Regions from separate parts of the Homo sapiens genome. Here regions 1, 3 and 4 are each linked to region 2. A link is an interaction called in ENCODE POLR2A ChIA-PET data of the cell type or tissue named here. Cell type or tissue: GM12878. All regions are shown on one strand.

Region 1 (5,000 bases), 1.5 Mb after region 2:
ACATTTAATTAACACCTACAGTGAAATGTTAATTATGGTACACACAACTTTGGCACTAGTGATAAAGAGTTTATAGCACATAGGAAGTTCACTTTCTTTAAGAGAAACTGAGAATAAGTCCTAGGGTAAGCCTAACCTAGGTTCAAATCCTGATTCCTTCATTTAAACACTAGAGAGACAGTGAGAAGTATGACACTGAGAAAACTGCATTTAGTTTTCTCTTCAGAGAAGGCAATTAACAGGCCAGCTGCGGTGGCTCCCAAAGTGCCTGTAATCCCAGCACTTTGGGAGGCCTAGGCAGGCGGATAACCTGAGGTCAAGAGTTGGATATCAGCCTGGCCAACATGGCGAAACCCCGTCTCTACTAAAAATACAAAAAATTAGCCGGGCGTGGTGGCAGGCACCTGTAATTGCAGCTACTAGGGAGGCTGAGGCAGGGGAATCACTTTGAACCTGGGAGGCAGAGGTTGCAGTGAGCCGAGATTGCGCCATTGCACCCCAGCCTAGGTGACAAGAGCAAAACTCCATCTCAGAAGAAAAGAGAGAGAGAGAAAAGAATTAACAATTACCTCAATGGCTGGGCACAGTGACTCACGCCTGTAATCCCAGCACTTTGGGAGGCCAAGGCGGACAGATCACAAGGTCAGGAGATCAAAACCAGCCTGACCAAGATGGTGAAACCCTGTCTCTACTAAAAATACAAAAATTAGCTGGGCGTGGTGGTGTGCCCCTGTAGTCCCAGCTACTTAGGAGGCTGGGGCAGGAGAATCGCTTGAACCTGAGAGGTGGAGGTGGCAGTGAGCCAAGATCGCGCCATTGCACTCCACCCTGGGCGACAGAGCGAAGACCACTCCACCCTGGGCGACAGAGCAAGACTCCGTCTCAAAAAAACAAAAAACAATTACTCCAAAAGGATGTGAGATCTAAATCAGAATGCATGTATTGTACCTAGCACACAGTAAGCATTTAACATATACTATTTTTGCCACTGTATACTCCCAAATTATGAACATCTGATTTATGTTCTGTATATAAAATTGCAAGCTACATATCACTAACCCTCTTTCCCCATTAACAGCCAAAATGAGAAATTAAGTAACTTTCATGGAGCAACACGGCAGCCAAATTGGTAAAATTATTTCTATGAAAATATTATCAAATTCAGATAACTAATCTGCAAACACATTTTCCCACTAGGCAATTCTTAGGTGAAGAATGTCATGAACTGAATAGTTCTGTGAACAGCCGTTATTTTGTACATGCGTAGAAAAATTGTTAAGTAAAAATTAATCTCTGGGGCCAACAGGTCATTCTTCACCTAGCCTTACAAGAACTTTGTGTTCTGACCCCACTACTTTTCAGCTCCATCTCCAGAGATACACAGTGAGTGCTTCATTGCCTCAAAGAAATTATTTGTAGCTTCTATTCCCTTAAGGTGTTTTGCTCAGGCCTCTTAACTTTGCACAAGCATATCCCTCTACCAGGAACAATTAACCCCTTCCCCTTCATCCCATTCTCTGACCTCTTGGCAAATTCTTATACTTCCTTTATAAATTTAGTCAAATGCCCCTTCTTCCTAAGAAGCAACATCAGAGATCTCAAGACTCTGTGGAAACCAGGAAAAGGGGGGAACTAATTTACTTCTCCACAGAAGTAAAGTAAGTTCAGATGGGCTGAATACCAGTCAAGCAGTAAGCTTTCAAGCAAGTGAGGTCATGAGAAGAGCCCATCAGAAATAAATGAAACAACACAATGCTACAGCCACTCCAAAGGCAGAAAGGTACATATACTTGGATCTACTGTAATGCACAAATATATTCTTGTCCATCCCAATCCTAATCCACCTAAGACTTTCTCCACATCAGCACCAGTTCATCTCAGCACTGCTGAACAGTCACACAACAGAACAGTTTGATCAGCGAACCTAAATGGGCCTCAACACTGGCCAATAATCTTACTATATTTCTCTGCTGCACTTGGTCTCCTACTCTCCCCAATGTCTACTTCAAACCATCTCCACCATCCACAATTATATGATGACCCTTTCCCTAACCCATACAGTGTGCCTGTGTGTATACATATGTACACAAAAATGAGTTAAACATAGAGCTTTCAGGTAGAAATTTCCTGAACTAACCTACACCAGTTATCTTCACTGCTCCTTGCCTATAATTATAGGAGTTTGACCAGTCCTTCATTATCCTAAACACATTTTCCTTGGCTTCTCTATAACAATATCTTGGTTTTCTTCCAACCTCTCTGGCCACTCCTCTGCAGATTTATTCCACCCCTTTACCCCACCCTCAGCCACACATACACACACACCAGTGTGGCCTAAGTCCTGGCACAAGCATTTTTCTTCTATGTTTCCTCCTTAGGCAAGCTCATTCTGGGTGGACAACATCTACACACAGTGACTCCCAAATTTCCATCTCTGATCCTAACCTTTTTTTTTTTTTTTTTTTTTGAGACAGAGTTTTGCTCTTGTTGCCTAGGCTGGAGTACAATGGCGCGATCTCAGCTCACTGCAACCTCCGCATCCTGGGCTCAGCTCACTGCAACCTCCGCATCCTGGGTTCAAGTGATTCTCCTGCCTCAGCCTCCTGAGTAGCTGGGATTACAGGCACCCACCACCACGCCTGGGTAATTTTTTGTATTTTTAGTAGAGATGGGGTTTCACGATGTTGGCCCGGCTGGTCTCAAACTCCTGACCTCAGGTGATCCACCTGCCTTGGCCTCCCAAACTGCTGGTATTACAGTGATCCTGACCTCTTTATTAAGCTGCAGACTCACCTATCCAACTGCCTACTTGGGCATGTCTGACACCTAATTGTTAAAGTCAGGCCTCATTCCCCAGGGGAAAAATTGAAAGTCAAACTATTCACCAAGAGAATGCATTGTCTTTGCAAATGAGCCTAAGAATCAGACTTTTTATAAATACATGTTCAAGTTTCTTGTGGTTCTAAATGGACACTGAGAACTGAAACTGTCTACACCAAGTTTACAATCTATATTAACTATCATTATACAGCTGTCTTCAACAACATGACTTTGCTATTCCAGGAAACTCCTGCTCAGGCAGATAAGAGCTACAAAAAACTTCATTGTTCATTTCAGGAACTTCCCAAAAAACCCATATAAACCAACATCAGACTATTCAATTTTTCAATAAATAGTAGCAAATGATTGTTCACTTTCTAAGACACTGAAAAAGCTTACCTCAAAACTCTTACCTTGGTATGTCTGTCCAATCAAACTATTATATCATGATCCTCACCTAATTCTAATAAAGCTTTGAAATACTTAAACCAGACTCCAAAACATCAATAATAAACACTCCAACTTTGATGTTCCTTTCTGGTTTGCCATTCTTATCAACACCCACATGGCCCCCTACAAATGCTTATAAGCAATATACTCAACAGATAATTTTTGGTGGTATTTTCCAGCAGCCAAAATTCCGCAGTACCACCAGACAGCTTCCCAAATGTCTGTTACAAGCTCAGTTCAGTGACACTAGTCTCATCACAAGCAATGTGGGGAAAATATTAATACTGTTATAAAAGGTTAAGATAAATCATCACCCTATATTAGGCAGTATCCACTGACACTACTGGCCAGTTTCTTAATGAGTTAAAACAGCAAACTGGCCTACTAATTAAACTTCTGAAGATTATAAAATAGAGTTTAGTAATCAGAGGACCATAAAACCAGTAGGAGTTCTAAGGAAGATGAGAAACAGATCACAGACAGGTTTAATAATCTAAAAAGGAATCCTATAAGAAACAGGATAAGGAAAAAACCAATTGATACATGAATAATCCACAATACTGATAATCAGTAGAAAAAATACTACAAAATATACAATTTAACAGTGAAAAGAAACTCTAAAGGAGTTTCCATTTACTATAATAATCATGATCAGTAATCAGAAAGTTGAGACTTCTTACTGAGAGTAAATGCCTAAGTATTTCTTTTACTATAAGTCATCTGAATCACCTATATGGCCACAACCATGCTGATGCAGGTATAACCAGAAAGCAAGGGGTAAGCATTTAAAATGCCTCAAAGATTGAGAGGAACTGAAGGATCCAAATTTTAAAATCCAAATGTGAAAAACACAACCACAAGTATTAGAAGAAAATGTGGATGAACTTCCTTATAACCTTGGAATGGTGAAGACTTTTCTAAATATATTTCAAAATCCAAAAACATAAAAGAAAAAATTACTTCACCATATAAAAGTCGAAAGTTATGCATGAAAAAACATAATCTAAAATATACATATTTGCAACCCACATCACAAATAAAGGGCTAATCTCCCAACAGAAAATTCCTGAAAACAAAGACCAATGACCTAAGAGAAAAATAAAGGACATGAGAATTCAAAGAAGGGAAAAAACGTAAAATGCCCCTTAAACATATGAAAAAATGTCCAATGTCATTGATAATGAGAAAAATACAATAACCTGAGTTAAACCAGTTCTCATCTATCAAATGCAAAACTCAAAAAGTCTGACAACACATTCAGTTGCTGAGGTTATGGGAAACAGGCCTGTTGCACATTTAGGTGGTAGTACAAAATGGCAATCTGGCAGCATCAGAATTACAGAAGCAGTTTTTTTTTTTCGTTTTTTTTTTTTTTTTGAGATGGAGTCTCGCTCTGTCGCCCAGGCTGGAGTGCAGTGGTGCGATCTCGGCTCACTGCAAGCTCCCCCTCCCGGGTTCACGCCATTCTCCTGCCTCAGCCTCCCAAGTAGCTGAGACTACAGGCGCCCGCCACTACGCCCAGCTAATTTTTTGTATTTTTAGTAGAGACAGGGTTTCACCGTGTTAGCCAGGATGGTCTTGATCTCCTGACCTCGTGATCCGCCCACCTTGGCCTCCCAAAGTGCTGGGATTACAGGCGTGAGCCACTGCGCCCGGCCCAGAAGCAGTTTTTTAAAAGTGAACTTTTAGTATCGTTTTAGATTTACAGAAAAATAGTAAAGAGTTCCCTT
Region 2 (5,000 bases):
ACATTCTTAATATGAACATTTACAATATCAACATTAACAGGAGTCTGGAAGATGAGTCCAACTCTTATGAATGACTTTGAGAGGTTCAAGACTTCAGTGGAGGAAGGAACTGCACTGGAAACAGCAAGAGAACCAGAATTAGAAGTGGAGCCTGAAGGTGCGACTGAATTGCTGCGATCTCATAAAATTTGAATGGATGAGGTTTCTTATGAATGAGCAAAGAAGTGGTTCTTGAGATGAAACTACTCCTGGTGAAGATGCTGTGACATTGTTGAAATAACAACAAAGAATCAGAATTTTACATAACTTTAGTTGATAACAGGCAGGATTTGAGAGGATTGACTCCAATTTTGAAAGAAGTTCTACTATAGGGAAAATGCTATCAAACAACATCACATGCTACAGAGAAATCTTTCATGAAAGGAAGAGTCAATCACTGCAGCAAACTTCATTGTTGTTTTAAGAAATTGCCACAGCCACCCCAACCTTCAGCAACCACCCCGCTCTAGTCAGTAAGTAGCCTTCAACACTGAGGCAAGACCCTCCACCAGCAAAAAGATTATGACTCACTGAAAGCTCAGACAATTGCTGGCATTTTTTAGCAATAAAGTATTTTTATTTAAAATATATACAGTGTGCCGCAAGGCGCGGTGGCTCACGCCTGTAATCCCAGCACTTTGGGAGGCCGAGGCGGGCGGATCGCCTGAGGTTAGGAGTTCGAGACCAGCCTGACCGAGGTGGAGAAACCCCATCTCTACTGAAAATACAAAATTAGCCAGGTGTGGTGGTGCATGCCTGTAATCCTAGCTACTCAGGAGGGTGAGGCAGGAGAATTGCTTGAACCCAGGAGGCGGAGATTGCAGTGAGCCGAGATCGCGCCATTGCACTCCAGCCTGGGCAATAAGAGCGAAAATCCACCTCAAAATAAAATAAAATAAAATATATACAGTGTGCTTTTTTAAACAATGCAATTGCATACTAATAGACTACAGTGTAGTATGAACATAACTTTTATATGCACTATGAAACTAAAAAATTGTTTGATTCACTTTATTTAGATATTCACTTTATTGGGATGGTCTGGAATCAAACCTGCAACATCTTCGAGTTATGCCTGCATATTCACATTTACAGCTATAAAGAGAACTTGGGGCTGGGCGCAGTGGCACCACACCTGTAATCCTAGCACTTGGAGAGGCCGATATGGGAGGATTCCTTGAGCTAAGGAGAGTTCAAGACCAATCTGGGCAACAGAGTGAGACCCCTATCTCTACGAATAAAAAAAATTAGCCGGGTGTGATGGCACGTGCCTGTAGTACCAGCTACTCCACAGGCAGAGGTGGAAGGATCACTTGAGCACAGAAAGTTGGGGCTGCAGTGAGGTAGGATTGCGCCACTGCACTTCAGCCTGGGAAACAGAGCAAGACTCTGTCTCAAAAAAAAAAAAAAATATATATATATATATATATATATATATAAAGAGAACTTCATAAATCTATAAATACCAATCTTGTATGAGAGAAAAATGCGTGGTGAAGAAGAGTATACTTATATGCTACCATTTGTGCTTTTAAAAATGAAAAGCATGAATATATAACTGCTTATATATGCATAGATTATTTCTAGAGGGACAGAAGAGATGAGTTAACAGCAATTGCTTCTAGGAAAGGGAACTAGCTGTCTGGGCAACAGAATAGGAAGGCTTATTTTCATTGTAAGCTTTTGATAGCTTTTAAATTTTATACTATGTAAATGTATCACCTATTAATTTTTAACTTAAAAGGTTGTTATGAAAATGAAGGAAGCCAGTAGATGCGTGGCACAAAGAAAATAATCAATAAATAGTAGCTACCAGCCTGGACAACATAGTGAGATCTCGTCTCTACAGGAAATTAAAAAATGAGGCAGGAGGATCGCTTAAGCCCAGGAAGTAGAGGCTGCAGTGAGCCGTGATGGTGCCACCGTCCTGCCACCTGGGTGACAGAGCAAAACTCTGCCTCAAAAAAAAAAAAAAAAAAAAAAAAAGTAGCTACCATTATAATTATTCTCCCACAACTGCTTTCTAACTTTTTCTAACACAAATAATTTTTTAAAGCAACCAATCCTCTGTAACTCCTGGCTTGCATGGAAAGAGTTCATTTTGGATTCAAAAATAATGAAGGAAATAGGAAGGAGCCATGTGAAGACGTGAAAGAAGACCCAACCATGGGGTTCTCTGGTGTTCAAAGCCCTGGACAGCATGGTATGCACAACATTAGCCGTTTGTCAGAGTCCATTTGGGCTGCTACAATCAAATCCCATAGACTGGGTGACTTATAAACAACAAAAATGCATTTCTCACAGTTCAGGAGGCTGGAAAGTCCAAGATCACAGCCCCAGCAGATTCAGCGTCTGGTGAGGGCCCAAGTTCTGGTTCAGAGATAGTGTCTTCTCACATCATGGAAGGGACAAGGAAGCTCTCTGAGGCCTCCTTTATAAGGTTCTGCCCTTGTAACCTGATCACCTCCCAAAGACCCACCTCTTAATACCATCACCTTGAGGGTTAGGATTTCAACATATGAACTGCGGGGACAACAAACATTCAGACCACAGCTTCTCTCTTCAGAGCAACCCAAATACTGGGCATCTTCTGTGCTCCTACTCTGTACATTCCCTACACACCTTCTCTTTCATTCAAGGACACCAAAGGAAAGTAATTACTTTTGATTATAATAGTGTGTCTGCACACTCTCTCTCTGCAGTTACTGATCTGCCACAGTTGAAGGGCTGCCACATGCATCTGCCAAACTGCCAAATTATATGCTTCTCCAGAACCAGACAGGGTCTGGGGCAGAAACAAAAAGTTTGTAGGCAACAGAGTGTAATGTCAAGAGCCAGGGCTTTGGAGTCCAGCAAACCTGGGCACAAATCCTGCTCTATTTTCCTCATAGCACTCATCACTATCTGAAACTACATTATTTGTACCTTTGTTTACTACTTTATTATCTGATTTCTCAGTTTGAATGCGGCCTCCAAGAGAACAAGGCTTTTGTATGTCATGTTCCTCACAGTATTCCTAGAGCTCAGAACAGCGCCTGCACATAGTAGGTGCTTAATACACGTCTTATGGAGGTGGGGGCTGAGTATTTAAAATGCAGATTGCCAAGCTCCAGTTTCAGAGATTCTAACTCATTAGGTTTGAAACAAAGCCTAGGAATCTGCATTTGCAGCAAGCATCCACCTCTTTCATCCTAAGGCAGGTAGTAGGCAGATCACATGTTAAGATACTCTGGTCAATGCCCTCCATCTCCAAATCGTGATTCTCCCTCTAACACGCATTTCTACGGATCCCATCCAGGCTCTTTTCTTTAATTACCCTGAGGCACTGAGAGTAAAAGGAGGTTGCTGACCCCTGAATTTGGAGTTCAAACAAGTAACCTCACCACGGCCAGTTTCCATTTCTGCTGCATGCCAAACTAGCTGGCCAGCCTGGCTGGAATCCTGTTCTCCCCAGAAACACCTGAGCAGGTCTGGACTAGCTCCAAAAGTATAAGCCAGGTAAATTTCCGTGTCAGCTCATTGAGAGACTTTCCAGGGGCAGCTGGGGCCAATTCACATTTGCTCTATACTCCCTCCAAAGACACCCCCTTCAACACACACACACAGAACACTTAATTCTGGTACCACCAGCCAAAAGGGGCCCGAGTTCCCTTGGGAGCAGCCCAGCCGCTGAGAGGCGGAAATCTCTGAAAGGGCCACTCAGATGACCAAAGCAATAGGCGCCTACGTACCTTACAACAAGCCAACCTCAAGTTCCAACCTAGAGAAATGCATGGACTCTGGTGGGAGAGTCTTATTCCGTTTTTGTTTTCTTCTTTTTTTTTGTTTTGTTTTGTTTTGGTTTGGTTTTCTTCCATTTCTTCTCAGCCTTGTCTCTTCAGAAAATACCCCTCCACCCCTTCCTTGGCGCGTAAACTGTCTTCAGGGTGGCCTTAGGAGTTCTGGGACAATGTGGAGGGTACCCAATAGGATTTCCTTAAGTTTCCTCTACTGCTTTTCCACACATATTAATGCTGAGATCCTGTATTTGATTAAAGCACCTTCCATTTCCAAAGTTAAAATACAAACGGGTCTGGTAACTTACAAAGTCGCCAGCATCTTCGTGTCAATTAACTTCCCCAGACAAGTAAGAACGAGCTGCACTAGGGCCTGCGCTCTCTCCGGGGCTAACAACAAGCAGCACCAGTCCCCCAAGCTGTCCCTGGAGGTGGAAGAGCCACTGCAGCTGAGCCTGTTTATTTTTCGTTTTTCCACAGGCAGCCTTGGCTGGAGGGTGGGGGTGAGCGCGGGCTCCCTGGCACCTGCCGGTAAAGCAGCAGCCGCAGCCCCCGAGGGCGCCCCAGGCCAGGAGCTGCGCGCCGTCGGCGGGCCGTGCCTGGAGGAGGCTCGCGCCTTCCAAATGCCGGAGTGCAGGCATCCTTCCTCTCCCCAACCCCAGCCCCGGCCTCGACCTGTCGCCCACCTGGCCCGGACCTGGGGCTGGCTCCGTCTCTGGGGTGTGCGCCAAGGGAGCCCCACCGACGCCCAGCAGAGCTGCCCGGGCTCCCAAAGAAGGACCGGGGCTTTGGGCAGAATTCTGGCAGCCAGGCGGGCGTCAGGGGAGCCGGAGAAGGGGCTCGCCAGCAGGCGTGGGGCGGAGTGCCGGGCGCAGCCCACCTCGCAAGCGCGGGCCCAGGGCTCCGACGTGCCAGCGCAGCCCCGAAGAGTGCGGGCCCGGGGTCCCCGCGGCGCCCCTTCCCCTCCTCAGTCCCCCGGGGGCGACCGCGCTCCCCGCCGAGGTCCGTCCCCGCCGCACCCTCACTATTCCCGCTGGGAGGACCCCGGCGCACGCCCCCGCCCCCGCACCCCGGGGCGACGGCGCACTCACCCTCCGCATGGTGTCTGGGCCGTCCGGGCGGGGCTCGGCGACTTGGGCGCGAGAAGGGCTGGGCCGGCGGCGACGCTCGGCCGGCCGGGAGCTC
Region 3 (5,000 bases), 130 kb before region 2:
CCACAGGGGAGGTGGAGTGGGGAGCAGGGTGGGAAGGCCAGGGAAGAGGGCTATAAGGGCTGAGTAGTCTGCAGTGCTCAATGCTACAGAACTCAGCTCACGCTGACTTAAGGGATTCTCTTCCCCAAGGCACATGGGCTTTGCCCCCCACCGTGTGTACATGTGATCCTGCTTCCCTAGCCACAGTTAATTGGTCAAGGGGTGATCAATGACCCAAGTAGCATCGAAACCTTCCCTGGGCTGAGCTCTTGAAAGGTAAAAGTGGGCCAGACCTGGAATTTGTGGAATGTCACCTGCTTCTGCCACGTGGATTGGAAGCAGACAGAGAAAGGGGAAAGATGAGCAGGGACAGCCAGGAACAATCTTGGTCCAGGGAAGACACCCTGTATTCTGATAAATGACTCTTTTATGCTGCAGCTGGTTCCTGTTGGTTTTTCTTACTTGGAACTATAAAAGTCCCAAAATTCATCCAACAAGAGAGACAGAAATATAAAGAGCTGGATTACCTGACAGAATGAAACATGTGCTGAATGGGGACCTAAGAGGGGGCTGTGGGAGCTCAGGAGCAGGGGAGAGTCATTCCAGCTGGGCGGAGGGAATGCCTCCAGAAGGGAGGCAGCACTTCAGCTGGCACTTTAAGGATGAGGGGGTTTTTAATGGGGAAAGAAAGGAAAGGGTGGATTCTAGCCAAAGGAAGAGCACCAGCAAAGGCAGAGATGAGAGTAAATGGAGCATTAGGGAAATGGAGGCAGCGGCTGTGCCTCTGACAGTTTCCTGGTCTGGTTAACTCCAATATGCCTTTCAGGACCCTAGGAAGCCTTCCTGCCCTCCCACAGAATCTGGCCACCCCATCACAGCCTCTCCCACACTGTATCAAAATGCCCCGTTGACTGGTCTGCATCCCACACCAGACCTGAGGCACTGCATCTATTGATCTTTGTATGTCCTGTGCCTGACCCAAGGCAGGGCTCAATACAGACTTGATCATCTCAAACATCTCCATTCAACCAGTGCATTCAGAGGAGGGAAAGCCATAGGAGACTGAGGGTTTGGCATCCTATTCTAAGGACCAGGAGTGGCAGGAAGGATGCTATTCGGGGTTAGCTTGTGAAGACTTGCAGGTATGGGAACATTAAGACGACTAACATTTTTTTTTTTTTTTTTTTTTGAGACGGAGTCCCGCTCTTCAGCCCAGGCCGGATTGCAGTGGCGCAATCTCGGCTCACTGCAAGCTCCGCCTCCCAGGTTCACGCCATTCTCCTGCCTCAGCCTCCCGAGTAGCTGGGACTACAGGTGCCCGCCACCGCGCCCGGCTAATTTTTTGTATTTTTAGTAGAGACGGGGTTTCACCGTGTTAGCCAAGATGGTCTCGATCTCCTGACCTTGTGATCCGCCCGCCTCGGCCTCCCAAAGTGCTGGGATTACAGGCGTGAGCCACCGCGCCCAGCCGACGACTAACATTTTTTAAAAATTATAGTAAAATATACACCACAATTTAAACCATTTTTTAAAAGGGATGGGTCTCCCTATGTTGCCTTGAACTCCCAGGCATAAGCGATTCTCTTGCCCTAGCCTCCAGAGTAGCTGGGACTATAGGTGCACGCCACCACATCCAGCTTATGTGAACCTTTTTCTTTTTCTTTTTCTTTTTTTTTTTTTTTGAGACGGAGTCTCACTCTATTGCCCAGGCTGGCGTGCAACAGTGCGATTTCGGCTCACTCAACCTCTGCTGCCCGGGTTCAAGCGATTCTCCTGCCCCGAGTAGCTAGGATTACAGGCGCCTGCCACCGCGCCCAGCTCATTTTTGTATTTTTAGTAGAGATGGGGTTTCACCATCTTAGCCAGGCTGGTCTTGAACTCGTGACCTCGTGATCCACCCACCTCGGCCTCTCAAAGTGTTGGGATTACAGGCGTGAGCCTCCGCGCCCAGCCCATGTGCACCATTTTTAAGTGTACAGTTCAGTGGTATTACACTGATACACAGCCATCATCCCAAACTGAAATTCTGTACCCATTAAACAACAACTTGAAACAACAACTCTCTAGCCCATCTCCTCAGGCCCTGCAATCACCAGTCTACTTTTTGTCTCTGTGAATTTTATTCCTCTCAGGTACCTTATATAAGTGATATCACACAGTATCTGCCCTTTCAAAAACAATTTACATTTAAATGTGTTTTCAACTGTAAACATTTACCAAGTATTGTCACTTCCTCCCCTGTGAGGCAGGCAGGGCAGAAACTATTGGTCTGGGTTTGGAGGCCCAGGGAGCTGAGGTTCAGGAAGGTTCAGAGATCTGTCCAAGCCTGTGGCACATAAGATACCCGGCCTATCTGACACCCACACACTCCTCAGAGGCTGGTACAGAATCTGAATGAATCTGGATAGGCGGAGGGCCATGACCACAACTCTCAGCCCACACCAGGTAACCTTCCTGTACCCACAGGCATGGTTTGAACACGTCACTGCAGATTGGCAATCAGAACAGGAAATAATCAATGCAGTAGGGTGAAGCTAAAGGAAAAGGATTCAACCTAAGGACATTCAGCCAGAGGCCAGGATGTATCTATCTACAGTTGGGTGCAGAGATGGCTAGAAAGAAGACCTTAGTTTTTAATTACTCTTTATCTATGGCCATGACTAAATGTTTGGCTAATCAGGGAGACGACTCAGGGAGGTCAAAGTCATTGCCAGCATGAATTATTAATCTGCACACTTGTTTGGAGTCCACTGGAATAGGCAGCATAGTCAAGTCACAGTGGAAGGTGCTACATGATTAATCTTCTTCCTGCCTGAGGCCCCCAGCTCTTGAGTGGGCATTCTTCATACTGAACATCAGGGGAAAGATCTTGTTTTCCACACTCAGGTCAAAAGGTTTGCTCACTTTTTTTTTCCTGCATAATAATGGTTGATACTAATGACCTATTTGCAAACTGCCAAGAGACAGTAGGGTTTCTTCACGTTTGTTTGTTTTCTGGAATCAGAAATGGTTCAAACTGTGCATTACCTTCTAAATCAATGTACTGCAGAAAGCTCTTAGTGAACCTGAAGAAAACGAGTGATATGCATTTTGTTCTCATCAATACTTACTAAAATAATTTATTAGGTGTTTAAATTGTTAGATGAGACAGAGTTATCAGACTGGAATAAAACTTAGTTTTCCTCTGCTATCCTGCTTAGGAGAAAAGAGGGGCTCAAATGAGGATTGGGCTAGCTATAGAAATAAAGCTATCCTTTCTTTGCACTAAGTGTAACGTGAATACATTTTCTGCCCTGTTACAGGATTAATAATTACTGAGTGCCTACTACATACTGGGTCCTTTCATACATATCCTCATTTCATCATCAAAATAACCCCATGTAGGAAACACTATTATTTTCCCATTTTTAGATTAGGAAACTTAGGCATAGACAGGTTAAGGTTGAGCAGCATTCCCAAGGTTCCACAGGTAGCAAGTGTCTGAATCCTTACAGGAACTTACAGACTAAAAGAGCACAGAACCCATAAAAAGGAGACACTTACAATGCAGTGTACTAAATGCAAGGACAGAAATGAGTGCACGGAGTTGGGGACATAAAGAGAGGCTAAATTTCACCTGGGAAAGCTTTCTGGAGAAGATTATGTACATGACTTATTTTTTGAAAGGTATTATTAATATACAACAAAATGCACAGATGTTAAGTATTCAGTTTCATAAGTTTCAACAACTGCATATGTTTGTGTAGCCACCATCAAAAACAAGGTTTAAAACACTTCCATCACCCCCAGAAAGTTCCAGCATATCCCTTTCCTATCAATCCCTCCCCCTTCTCCGATTTCTGAATTCTTTCATTACAGATTAGTTTTGTGTGTTCTTGGACTTCATAAAAACAGAATCTTCTGATGTACACTTTTGTCCCGGCTTCTTTTGCTCAGTTGAGTCTTAAACAACGAACAACCCTTTAGCTGAGCAAAGGGCCGGTGTAAAGCAGATGCAGGGAGGTGAGAGGTGGCCTGGAGCCGGGGTATTGGGCGGGAGGTAATGGGGGTGGGAAGGAAGACAAGGGGAGGGACTGAGGACCCCGAGTTTTAATCTAAGAGGGCTTGGATTTTATTCCATGGGCAAAGGGGAGCTAATGAAGGCTTAAAGCAGCTACAGATGCACCATTTTGCACTTATAATATCTCAAACTCAGTAGTCTTAGGACAAGGTTATTAGTGATCCCCATTTTTTTGGAGTCATTTTATTTTTATTATTATTAAACAACAACATTGTCATGTTTTCTTGAATATTGACAATTTGAAATTTAACTTGTTCATGAAAATAAATCTGGAAAAACCTCAAAGAGGCTAATTTCCGGCCACAATTTAAAAAAACAAACAGAGCCCCAATTGAACTTTAGCTTTAAATTCATTTTAACTTTATCCCCAAGACTCCCAGTTTTGTCCTCCTAGATGCACCGAGACTACACAACATCCTTCGTTAATGGTGGAAAATAAACAGCTTCACAGGAAACAAGACTTCATCACACAAAAATTTATAGACTTGTTCATGATCCCCACTTTTAAGTAAAATTTCCTAGCTGGTAAGTCAGGATTCAAACCCAGACTGACTCCAAATATCCTGCTTTTTCCACCCAGAGAAAGCTTTGAAAATAAGGAGAGAAAAGCCAACATAAGCTATGAATTGCTGCCTGAGAAAGGCAATGAGGAGACTGCAGAGGATGAAAAGTTACTCAGTGCATATGGCAATGGAGCTGAACGGGGCTGACCCGCAGGGAGGGCAGAAGGCAGGAATCCTGGCAAATCCAGGGTGAGCAGGAGCCAGGCAGTTCCTGGCACTCCTGCTTCTCTTCTTTAAGGCGCTGCTAATGACTCCACTGGACATGAGCATGATGGCGTTGGCTCACTCAGGTGGAACAAACTTAAAGAGATAACTTATTTTCCTGGATTCTCTTAGCAAGCAACTTCAAACCTGTTTGTATGCCGCCCTTATACTGCATTAAGCCAACTCTCCACTGA
Region 4 (5,000 bases), 190 kb before region 2:
GCGTGAGCCACTGCACCCGGCTAGTCTCATTTTACTTCTCATTGCTGATGAAGCACCAGTTACTTTATTGTTTCTTCCCAAGGCTGTGTACTGGTAATAATTTTCTTTAAGAGAGGCCAGAATCTTGACATGGTCCTGATTCTGGGGCCAGGAAGCCTCAGTTTTGCTTTATTACAAGCTCTGAGGCTTCTTTTCAAATGGCTACAGTCAGGCTGACATTGGCAATGATGAATATGATGCAGAAACAGCTGCAGTCTCTGAAGCAGAAGGTGCTCACAAACCTGCTTTCTAAAATTCACTAATATCTGATATGACACACATCCATCCCTCAAGGGTCTAGAATACAGGATGTCAGGAGAGAATGAGGTTGTAAATATAGAATCTGCTCCAGCACTGGCCAGTCTGAACATTTCTTTCCCTTGGCTCCAGCATAGCATTAAAGACCAATAAAACCACAGACTCTAAAGGCAGAGACTTCCTGAGTTTCAAATCCCCAGCTCCAATACTTACTACTGTGTGAACCTGAGCAAGTTACTTAACTTCTGTGTGCCTCAAGTTTTAAGTTTTTCATCTATAAAGTGCTGTAGGGGGAAAAATATATTTTCTTCTATCCATCTTAGGTGTCTTGGCTAGTGCTCCTGTAATAAAAGCCAAATTAATAAGAGAGAAGCACACAAATTTATTTAATATGTTTTACATGACACAGCAGCCTTCATAAAGAGAGGAAACCATAGAGAAGCAATTAAACCTGAGTGTTTTTCATAGTAGGTTGATGAAGAGGATGGTGGTGGAGAAATATGATAGGGCAAAGGGTGCAAGGTGAGTGCAGTGACCTGGAGGAACTTAGCAAGGCCTGTTTGGATTCTTCTCTGTGTCCCATCGTCTTCAGAGATAAGGATGCTCCTTCCCTTTGAATATAGGGAAAGCAACTCTCACATGAGTGTTTCATGACCCTCTTCAAGGGAAGCTCAGAAAATCTGTCCTAGATTTTATGATGTGCTTCAGAAGGGAAGGGTAGAGGAAAGGTCAGAGAGACCTTCCTGTGTCTGCATTTTCTCATATTCCTTCAGATTAAAATATGCAGTATGCCAAACTGCCATATATTGGGGTAGTGTGTTCTGAACCCCATCAATGGGATGTTACAAGAATAGAATTGGCACATAGTGCTATGTGAGCATTTATTAGTATAGGATGGTCATATGGCCCAAGCTATCCATGACACTTCATTCCGGTACTTTTGCTGAATGAGATGCTTCTGCTGGAGTTGATAAATCGGTAAATATTTAAGCTGAGAACTGCCAGGGGCCACCTGTGGAGAAAGCCTTCCTGAGAGTGAAGCTACTGCAGAGGAACGAGGGCTGAGAGGTGGAGACAGTGTAGGATTTAATGCGAATGCTTAAGACCTGGGTCCAGTCATGCCTGGATATCTAGTGTGGACTTTTCAGTGACACGGGCTGTGAACTTTCTTTTCTCACTTGAGTTGGCTTGGGTTGGTTTCTATTGTCAGAGGCATTTGAACCAGAGCGACTCCATCTTGAATAGGGGCTGGGTAAAATGAGGCTGAGACCTGCTGGGCTGCATTCCCAGGAGGTTAGGAATTCTAAGTCACAGGATGAGATAGGAGGTCGGCACAATTTACAGGTCACACAGACCCGGCTGATAAGAGGTTGTGGTAAAGAAGCCGGCCAAAATTCACCAAAACCAAGAAGGCCATGAAAGTGACCTCTGGTTGTCCTCACTGTTCATTATACACTAATTATAATGCATCAGCATGCTAAAGACACTCCTACCAGTGCCATGAGTTTACAGATGCCATGGAATGTTAGCAAGTTACTCTATATGGCCTAAATGGGGAGGAACCCTCAGTTCCTGAAACTGCTCACCCCTTTCCTGGAAAATTCATGAATAATCCACCCCTTGTTTAGCATATAATCAAAAAATAACTATACATATACTCAGTGGAACAGCCCATGCCACTGCTCTGCCTATGGAGTAGCCATTCTTTTATTCCTTTTCTTTCTGATAAACTTGGTTTCACTCCATGGACTTACCCCAAATTCTTTCTTGCACAAGGTCCAAGAATCCTCTCTTGGGGGTCTGGATTGGGACCCCTTTCCAGTAACATTATCACCTTCCAACAAAAGAATTCTGACCTAGCTTTATTGAGATATAATTCGCATACCATCCAGTTCACCTATTTAAAATGTACAATGCAGTGGTTTTTACCACATTCACAGAGCTGTGCAACCATCACCACAATTGTTGGATTGTTGATCTAAAGATCCTCAGAGATGGCTCAGTAGGCCTGGGATGTGGAATGTGGACAGGCATGTGTGATTCTGCTTCCAAAGTCACCACGATTTTGTTTTGTTTCGTTTTTGAGACAGGGTCTCATTCTGTTTTCCAAGCTAGAGTGCAGTGGCTCACTGCAGCCTCGACCTCCTGGGCTCAGGTGATCCTCCTACCTCAGCCTCCTGAAAAACTGGGACTACAAGCACACACCACCACGCCATTTTTTTTTTTTTTTTTTTTTTTTTGGTAGAGATGGGATTTTGCCATGTTGCCCAGGTTGGTCTCAAACTCCTGAGCTCAGGGGATCCTCCCATCTTGGCCGCCCAAACTGCTGCGATTACAGGCATGAGCCACTGTGCCTGGTTTCACAATTTTGAAACTACCTTTTTTTTCTTTGAAACTGAGTATCGCTCTGTCGCCCAGGCTGGAGTGCAATGGCGCGATCTTGGCTCACTGCAACCTCTGCCTCCCAGGTTCAAGTGGTTTTCCTGCCTCAGCCTCCCGAGTAGTTGGGATTACAGGCGCACACCACCATGCCTGGCTAATTTTTGTATTTTTAGTAGAAACAGGGTTTCACCATATTGGCCAGGCTGGCCTTGAACTCCTGACCTCGTGATCCACCTGCCTTGGCCTTCCAAAGTGCTGGGATTACAGCCATGAGCCACCACAACTAATTTTAAAGTTAGAATTATCAACTTTTTGATTTGGAAGTAATGAAAGTTCAGCAGAGTATAATGGAAAAGGAAATAAAATAAGAGTTAGCACTCCTGCTTTCTTTAAAGAGACATTAGAAAATCCCTACAGTCCCTTTATACTCTCAATAACTCGACCAGGCACAGTGGCTCACAGCATTAATCCCAGCACTTTGGGAGGCCAAGGCAGGTGGATCACAAGGTAGGGCGTTCTAGACCAGCCTGACCAACATGGTGAAACCCCGTGTCTACTAAAAATACAAATTAGCCGGGGGTGGTGTCGCATGCCTGTAATCCCAGCTACTCGGGAGGCTGAAGCAGGAGAATCGCTTGAACCTGGGAGGCAGAGGTTGCGGTGAGCTGAGATCGCGCCATTGCACTCCAGCCTGGGCAACAAGAGCAAAACTCTGCCTCAAACAAACAAACAAAACAGAACAAAAAACCTCTATAGTTTTCATCAACTTATCTAATATTTCAGATGACAAAACTGAGGGCCAGTGAGGGTAACTAAACCGCCAATAAAACTGAAGGCCAGTGAGGTTAAGTAAATTGCCAGAGCTCACAGAGGTACTCACTTTTAGACACATTCAAGAATTCAGTTCAGTTTTCTATGTTGTTAGTTTCAAGTAGTTCTTACTTTTTCTGCAGGATTTCATACTCAAGACTCAGGTCAGTCTCTTGAAATGCCTGGAGATTAAGAGGGTCTTTGTAGTACTAATCAAACATTCATTCAATTCTGTTTTGACTCATTCAAGAAATACACTGTGATTATGATATTCCCTATATTTATGTTAAATTCATTGCATCTGTCTCTTTAGATAAAATAGTGTTCTACTTACAACCTAGAGAAAAATCAATATACTTGCCCTAAAGCAGGATGTAATAGGAAATTTCAAAAATATTCTATGGTATTTACTGGGTTAGGTAAATAATAAATTGGCAAGTTTCCACAAACATTTACGAAATAGTCTTAGTTTGTAGGACCAGGAGGTTTAATTACCATGTAGTGCTGCTGGGGATAAGGAAGGATGATGGTTAGGAGAGTAACTGCACTCTTTGTCTAATAAAAATAAAGAGATTTGATAACCAAACTGGAAATATAGAATAATTTGACTTCTAATAGCCCTTGAAGCTTCAGATAACTTCTCAAAAACATGAAAAACAACCCTTTAGCTATTGCTAATTACAAATCTGTGTATCTGGGCACATAAGGACTCTCTATACCGGCTTTGGAAATTTTTAGAAACACATTTCCTGGAAGAACCTGAGAGGTTGGATCTGGCCAAAAAAATATAATACAGTCTGTGGCAGGATGCATTGTACTTAACCATATTCAAGGACAGAAAGGCATTTGCTTTATCTGGGATATCCTGTGAAAACACATTAAGAACACCCAGGGAAACATCGTCAGCAGGGATATTATTTGTGGTCATCGTTGTTTTTAACGTGTGTTTTTTCCTTAGTAAATCCTAGACAAAGTAATTTGAACCTTGTAAAAGAGTACTGCAGGCCAACCTGGGCAACATAGCAAGATTACGTCTCTAAATACAAAATAAATAAATAAATTACAAGCAAGAGGCGGTAGAATTTTTAAACTGAGTTCATTGGTGAGGATCTTGGATGGAGTTCAAGGGAAAACAGTGAAAAGGAGATGAAACACTGTCCCTAATCCCACCGTCTTGATAGAACTACTCTGAGAACTTTGGTGCCTTTTTTGTGTTACTTTTCTTCTAAGTATTCCTTGTATATACTTGTAACTGGGAAGTGACAAAGTTCTAAGAGATCCTGGCAAGAACTGCCACCCCCAACTCATCACCACAACACTATCCTTCCCTTCCCCACTCCCTTCCAACACACATACATTCTCAGCCTTCAAAACCAACAAGATCAATCCCATCATGATTTGTTTTTAAAACTTTTTTTAGAGTCAGAGTCTTGGTATGTTGCCCAGGCTGGTTTCAAACTCCTGGGCTCAAACGATCCTCCTCCTCTAGCCTCCCAGTTGCTGGGATTACA

What was found. Peaks named below come from ENCODE experiments on the same cell type or tissue, not always from the same donor. Only the 100,000 strongest peaks of a DNase experiment are listed, where the experiment ranks them.
Region 1: POLR2A ChIA-PET joins it to region 2 with 14 read pairs; 1 of 35 experiments calls an interaction of 5 or more read pairs at or near these places.
Region 3: POLR2A ChIA-PET joins it to region 2 with 5 read pairs; 2 of 35 experiments call an interaction of 5 or more read pairs at or near these places.
Region 4: POLR2A ChIA-PET joins it to region 2 with 8 read pairs; 3 of 35 experiments call an interaction of 5 or more read pairs at or near these places.

Annotation. Positions count from the first base shown.
Region 1 is chr12:96,373,065-96,378,064 of GRCh38, forward strand. All of the region lies in intron 1 of CDK17 (cyclin dependent kinase 17), which reads right to left. Among named protein-coding and RNA genes, the nearest start is that of CDK17, 25 kb to the right of the region's middle. In GM12878, no CTCF peak of the experiment used is centred here; a DNase peak (open chromatin) is centred at 2,912; H3K27ac peaks cover 368 bases.
Region 2 is chr12:94,868,734-94,873,733 of GRCh38, forward strand. No RefSeq gene overlaps it. Among named protein-coding and RNA genes, the nearest start is that of MIR492, 37 kb to the left of the region's middle. RefSeq lists an enhancer at 2,218-2,287 and silencers at 4,402-4,521, 4,582-5,000. In GM12878, a CTCF peak has its summit at 4,994 (motif pointing left); DNase peaks (open chromatin) are centred at 2,276 and 2,531; H3K4me3 peaks cover 4,330 bases; H3K27ac peaks cover 3,474 bases.
Region 3 is chr12:94,740,997-94,745,996 of GRCh38, forward strand. No RefSeq gene overlaps it. Among named protein-coding and RNA genes, the nearest start is that of MIR492, 91 kb to the right of the region's middle. In GM12878, no CTCF peak of the experiment used is centred here; no DNase peak of the experiment used is centred here.
Region 4 is chr12:94,683,097-94,688,096 of GRCh38, forward strand. No RefSeq gene overlaps it. Among named protein-coding and RNA genes, the nearest start is that of TMCC3, 35 kb to the left of the region's middle. RefSeq lists an enhancer at 160-249. In GM12878, no CTCF peak of the experiment used is centred here; no DNase peak of the experiment used is centred here; H3K4me3 peaks cover 297 bases; H3K27ac peaks cover 497 bases.